Linked DNA regions of Homo sapiens: region 2 is linked to region 1. The links are chromatin contacts, found by Hi-C or POLR2A ChIA-PET in ENCODE. All regions are on one chromosome and are shown on one strand. Each heading gives the region's core, a stretch centred on a gene start or an enhancer-like site at or near the end of the contact. The rest is flanking DNA. Distances are from core to core; before and after follow the strand shown.

The links. Hi-C counts contacts between places; a loop is a spot of excess contacts on that map. ChIA-PET counts read pairs that join two places held with the same protein, here RNA polymerase II (POLR2A). Pooled maps may share reads with other maps.
Region 2: a loop to region 1 is called in a pooled map, with 4 times the contacts of the local background. The contact joins two enhancer-like sites. A Hi-C loop is called at or near these places in 1 of 37 single-sample maps with no recorded cell type and 3 of 50 pooled maps. POLR2A ChIA-PET finds 5 or more read pairs at or near these places in 4 of 52 experiments (AG04450, GM12878, MCF 10A and 1 more).

The regions. Positions count from the first base shown.
Region 1 is chr20:5,644,163-5,647,078 of GRCh38, reverse strand. No RefSeq gene overlaps it. Among named protein-coding and RNA genes, the nearest start is that of GPCPD1, 35 kb to the right of the region's middle. RefSeq lists an enhancer at 87-136. Within about 2 kb of position 1,503, at least 9 of the 41 ENCODE cell types and tissues checked have a DNase peak (open chromatin) inside an H3K27ac peak, as active enhancers do.
Region 2 is chr20:5,528,310-5,531,225 of GRCh38, reverse strand. No RefSeq gene overlaps it. Among named protein-coding and RNA genes, the nearest start is that of LINC01729, 20 kb to the right of the region's middle. RefSeq lists enhancers at 1,116-1,185, 1,825-2,366. Within about 2 kb of position 1,410, at least 2 of the 41 ENCODE cell types and tissues checked have a DNase peak (open chromatin) inside an H3K27ac peak, as active enhancers do.

The DNA of each region.
Region 1 (2,916 bases), core at 254-2,753:
TTCACCATCTTGGCCAGGCTGGTCTTGAACTCCTGACCTTGTGATCCACCCACATCAGCCTCTGGACATGCTGGGATTACAGGTGTGTGCCGTCGCACCCAGCTGCACTTAATTTTTAATTTAACTTTATTATTTTTTTGAGACAGGGTCTCAGTCTGTCACCCAGTCTGGAGTGCAGTTGCATAATCACGGTTCGCTCGACTTCCTGGGCTTAGGTGATCCCCCCACCTCTGCGTCTTGAGTAGCTGGGACTACAGGTGCATGCCACCACACCTGGCTAATTTTTCTATTTTTGTAGAGATGGGGTTTCATCATGTTGCCCAGGCTGATCTCAAACTTCTGGGCTCAAGCAATCTGCCCACCTTGCCTTCCCAACTTGCTGGATTACAAGTGTCAGGCACTGTGCCCGGCCTCCAACATTTATAAAAGTCATAAATCACCTTTGTTGAGTTATAGATCTAGAAATTTTAGCTCACAAAGGAGCCTATATTCTTTGTGGTATCAAGTGACTCACTTTCTTTTTCTTTTTCTTTTTTTTTTTTTTTGAGATGGAGTTTCACTCTTGTTGCCCAGGCTGGGGCTGGAGTGCAGTGGCGCCATGTCGGCTCACTGCAACCTCCTCATCCCGGGCTCAAGCGATTCTCCTGCCTCAGCCTCCCAGCTACTCGGGAGGCTAAGCAGGAGAATCGCTTGAACCCAAGAAGTGGAGGTTGCAGTGAGCTGAGATCATGCCATTGCACTCCAGCCTGGGCAACAAGAGCGAAACTCCGTTTCAAAAAAAAAAAAAAAAAAATTAGCTGGGCATAGTGGCACGTGCCTGTAATCCCAGCTACTAGGGAGGCTGAGTCAGGAGACTTGCTTGAACCTGGGAGGCAGAGGTTGCAGTGAGCCGAGATTGTGCCACTGAACTCCAGCCTGCGCGACAGAGCGAGACTTCGTCTCAAAAAATAAAATAAAATAAAATAAAAATGCTGGAAAGCAGGAGCTTCAGTAAGTTTAATTCTCCGAAAACTTGCTGGTGATTTGTATGCCATACTTAGTGATTTATTAACAAAACAGAAGAGAAGCTGTTCAAGTTGTTAGAAGAGAATTCAAATTCCTGAGTAGGTTTTACCCAAATAAGTGACAACTTCAATCACATAATTATTGGGTGATCTGTTGTCAGCTCCGTGCATATGACCTAAGTTTTCACCTTAGAAACAAAAGGGAGAAGTTGTACTTTACAGGGTATGTTTTCTACATGTGGATAGTGTCAATGAAAAAAAATTTGAAAGTGCTGGAGCCCATTCTGGAGTTTCATGCATGCACTCATATAGCATTTGAGTTGAGTTCAAACCCTTTTTCACTCTACCAAGGTCCATCTCATGGGACTTTGGTCTTAGAGGAGGAATAAAAAGAGAACAACAATGAGCTCTAATATAAAACACAGGAAATGAGACTCGTGAGAAAGTTATTCTCGTCTTTACGTGTTCGGTTGAATGCCGCTGTGTCATGTAGGGCCAAGATTGCAGCAAAACAGGATCTGGGTCATTACACACTTTCCACTGAAGGGGGTCTCAAGAGTATCCTCATTTTGGGTTTGAGATGCCGATTCACCTTATCAGTATTTACTTTTTAAAAACTAGTTGGGTTTTTTTGAGACAGAGTCTCACTCTGTCACACAGGCTGGAGTGCAGTGGCACAATCTTGGCTCACTGCAGCCTCAACTTCCCAGGTTCAAGTGATCCTCCCACCTCAGCCTCCCAAGTAGCTGGGACTATAGGTGTGTACCCCCATGCTCAGTTAGCCTTTCAATTTTTAGATATGGGTGGAATTGGGTATGACTGGTCATATCCAGCAGGATGCCCAGTTAGGAGAGAAGCAGTTTGTTGTTTATGTGGTGTTTGATTTGTCTAAAATCTAACAAGTTCCTAAAAAGTCTTTCTGTTTCCTCATTTGTGGAAAAATTGGGTTGGCATTATGACTGTGGGAATAACTGTGAGGACTGAGGGGAAGAAGGAGCTAAAAAGAGAATAAAGGAAACAAAGAAGCTTACTTCAGATAGGATGGTCAGAAAGTCTGCTTTAGTGGACAATAATTAAGCTAAGGCCCAGAGGAAGAGACAAAGCTAGCATGGGAAGAGTAGGGGAAGAGCTTCTAGGATGAAGGAACAGTATAGCAAAGACCTCTAGGCTGGACAGGACTGGCATTGTGTGCCAAAGACAGAGTGGCATGAAATGAGCTTGCACTTGGGAGGATGGGTAGAAGCCAGGTCCTGTAGCAGTTTAGAGGACACTACAAGTTTATTTTTATTTATTTATTTATTTTGAGATGGAGTCTTGCTCTGTCATCCAGGCTGGAGTGCAGTGGCGCGATCTCAACTCACCCCAACCTCTGCCTCCTGGGTTCAAGTGATTCTCCTGCCTCAGCCTCCCAAGTAGCTGGGATTACAGGTGCCTGCCACTATGCCTGGCTAATTTTTGTATTTTTAGTAGAGACAGGTTTCGCCATGTTGGCCAGGCTGGTCTCCAACTCCTGACCTCAGGTGATTGGCCTGCCTTGGCCTCCCAGAGTGCTGGGATTACAGGTGTAAGCCACTGTGCCAGGCCTAAGTTTATATTTAGTTCTAAGTGTAGTGGGAATCCAATGAAGGATGTTGCATAGACTGTGAGTGATCTGATTTTTATTTTTTAAGATAGACCTATTTTCTGGGTAGAGAATGGGTTGGATAGGGCAAGGAGATGGGGTGGTAATGGAGAGGGTAAGGAGGTGGGGTGGTAATGGAGGTGGACAAGTTTGAAATGGCTTTGGATACAGAATGAACAAGACTTGTGATGAATTGGATGTAGAGAGTGGGGAGAAAAAATGAATCCAGATATAATGAAATTTCCTACTAGTGTGGTTAAATAGGAGGTGGTGCTACCTACAAGACAAGTA
Region 2 (2,916 bases), core at 161-2,660, 120 kb after region 1:
TCCCTTCAACCTCCCATTCTCCTAGATGCTATTTTACTATCTGTAAAAGGACACAAAAGACCTCCACTTTGCTAAATTCATTTTCCCCCTGAATATATCACTTAGGAAAGTTAATGATACCCTGTTTTCCTGATTTGTAAAAGGCAGATAACGTTGAATATAACTTTACACAACTTAGGTAAATCACATATCAAAAGTCTGCTTGTCAAAAATTAGAGATGCTGGCTGGGCACGGTGGCTCACACCTGTAACCCTAGCACTTTGGGAGGCCAAGGTGGGTGGATCATTTGAGCCCAGGAGTTTGAGAACAGTCTAGACAACATGGTGAAGCTCGGTCTCATTATGTTAAAAACAATTTTAAAAAATTAGAGATGTTAGGCCTGGCATGGTGGCTCATGCTTGTAAACCCAGTGCTTTGGGAGGCCCAGAGGGTCACCTGAGGCCAGAAGTTCAAGACCAGTCTGGGCAACAAAGCGAGACTCTGTCTCTACAAAAAAATAAATAAATAAAAAATAAAAATAAAAACTAGGGGCTGTGGTGGTGCTTGCCTATAGTCTTAGGTAATCAGGAGGCTGAGGTGGAAGGATCGCTTGAGCCCAGGAGTTTGATGCTCCAGTGATCCGTGATTGTGCCACTGCACTCCAGCCTGGGCGACAGAGTGAGTCCCTGTCTCAAAAAAAAAAAAAAAAAAAAAAAAAATCACATGCCAAATATGCTCTGATAGGATTTGGAATTTTCCACATTAAAAAGAAAGAAAGAAAAAAAGGCCAGGCGCAGTGGCTCATGCTTGTAATCCCAGCACTTTGGGAGGCCGAGGCCGGTGGATCACCTGAGGTCTGGAGTTCGAGACCAGCCTGACCATGGAGAAACCCCATCTCCACTAAAAATACAAAATTAGCCAGGTGTGGTGGTGCATAACTGTAATCCCAGCTACTCGGGAGGCTGAGACAGGAGAATCGCTTGAACGCGGGAGATGGAGGTTGTGGTGAGCCGAGATCGCACCATTACACTCCAGCCTGGGCAATAAGAGAGAGACTCTGCCTCAAAAAAAAAAAAAAAAGAGAGAGAGAAAGCTCTGCCTGTTTACCCGATCCTAAGCTGAATGTTGCTAAGCTGAATGTCGCATCTGTGCCTGAGCTGGGTGGGTAAGCATGAACTGCTGAGCCTGGGGTGGTGGAGAAGACCTGGATTCCCTGTGGCTGTCCTGTCAAGATGAGAAAGATGTGCAGCAAAGAGACTGCGGCCGATAATCTTATGAACTTTTTTCTGACAATAAATTGCTAATTACTGTTCTTACTAATTCCAAGCTAAGGGCCATTCTCAATTGGTGTAGGATTGAGCGTATACATAATCACATAACCGAGACTTCCGCAGTAGAAGCTGAGACGCGCGCGCCACCTAGAGGGAGCCTTGTGTGCCGGGGGAGTGTGGGCCGTCAGGGAAGCAGGTTCTCTCTGCCTCTACTCGCTGTGCGTGCCATTACCAAGGTGCCTGAAGGTCTAATTCTTTCTTTCCCCATCTGTAAAATGAGGATAATAATCACTATGACAGATGGCTGCAGTAAAGTTTAATGCGACCATGCCTGTAAGGCATCGATAATGTGCCCCAAATCGTCTAAGTTTTCAGGAAATAAACAGCAGCAATTATAACACATGCAAGCCATGAACCCAAGTAGGTCATCTGCGCTGAACAAACCCTTTCATCGAGTATCGTTGACTTCTGGCTTCAGGTGCGACATACACACTCTGCACCAAAAGGTGAAGAATTCTGGCCACACTCAGTGGCTCACGCCTGTGATCCCGGCCCTTTGGGAGGCCGAGGCGGGAGGATCGCTTGAGCCCAGGAATTCAAGACTAGCCTGGGCAACATAGTGAGACCCTGTCTCTATTAAAAATAAATAAATAAATAAATAAATATTTTTTTTAAAAAAAGGTGAAGAATTCTGAACTACATAATCTCCTGTTACCCTTTGAATCTCTTCATCTACCTCAGAAATGCTGCGTGTGTTTGCAACACATCATCATAGAAACAGGCATCATGACCGTTTAAGTGTAGGGCTTTCCAGGATGGCAGAGGCATTATTAGAGGGCAGATTAATTGCTGTCATCTCAGTGTGCAGGAGCTTGAAATGCTGTGTGCATGTGCTGCCATCTTGTGGTACCTTGGGGGAACATGTATCTGATTATTCTGGAGTCGCTAGCTGACTGGGTGAGTTCTAACCTTTTTGAGCAGGGTTACATGTTACATACATATACACGGTACATAGGCACCCATAAAGCCACACCAAAAATGGTGTCCCAGACAGTGGGTTATTTCACCCATCAAATTATTCACAGGTTACTCTAAGTGTGGGAGAAGAGAGGACAAGGCACATCCGTGCCTAAGGAGGAAACACATGCCCCTTTGCAGACCCGGGGGGCTGTCCTGTGGAGGGAGGCCCTGTTTCCTAAGTGCTTCCGAGGGAAGCAGATCTAGGAAACTGAAGGCCTTAGAGATTCAGCTCAAGATGTACCAACTCTAGACTGAACTCCTCAGTTCTGCTGGTGTGCCAGCACTGCTCGCTCCCAGCCCCTCAACACACACCTTAACTCATTCTCTGGAAAGCTACACACATTCCAAGTAAGAGCGTGGCAGTGTCAGTCCCCAGGCTGCTCTGGACATTCACACACTGAAGGGCATTGGGGTTGTGTCCAGTTTGGGACTATTATGCATAAATCAGCTATAAACACTTGTCTACGGGCTTTCGTGTGAACTAAGTTCTCATTTCTGTTGGCTAATTCCGAGAACAGTTAAGTATTAGGTCATATGGTAGTTGCATGTTTAGCTTTTATTTTTTTTTTTTTCTTTCTGAGATGGGTTCTTGCTTTGTTGCCCAGGCTGGAGTGCAGTGACATGATCATAGCTCACGGTTGTCTC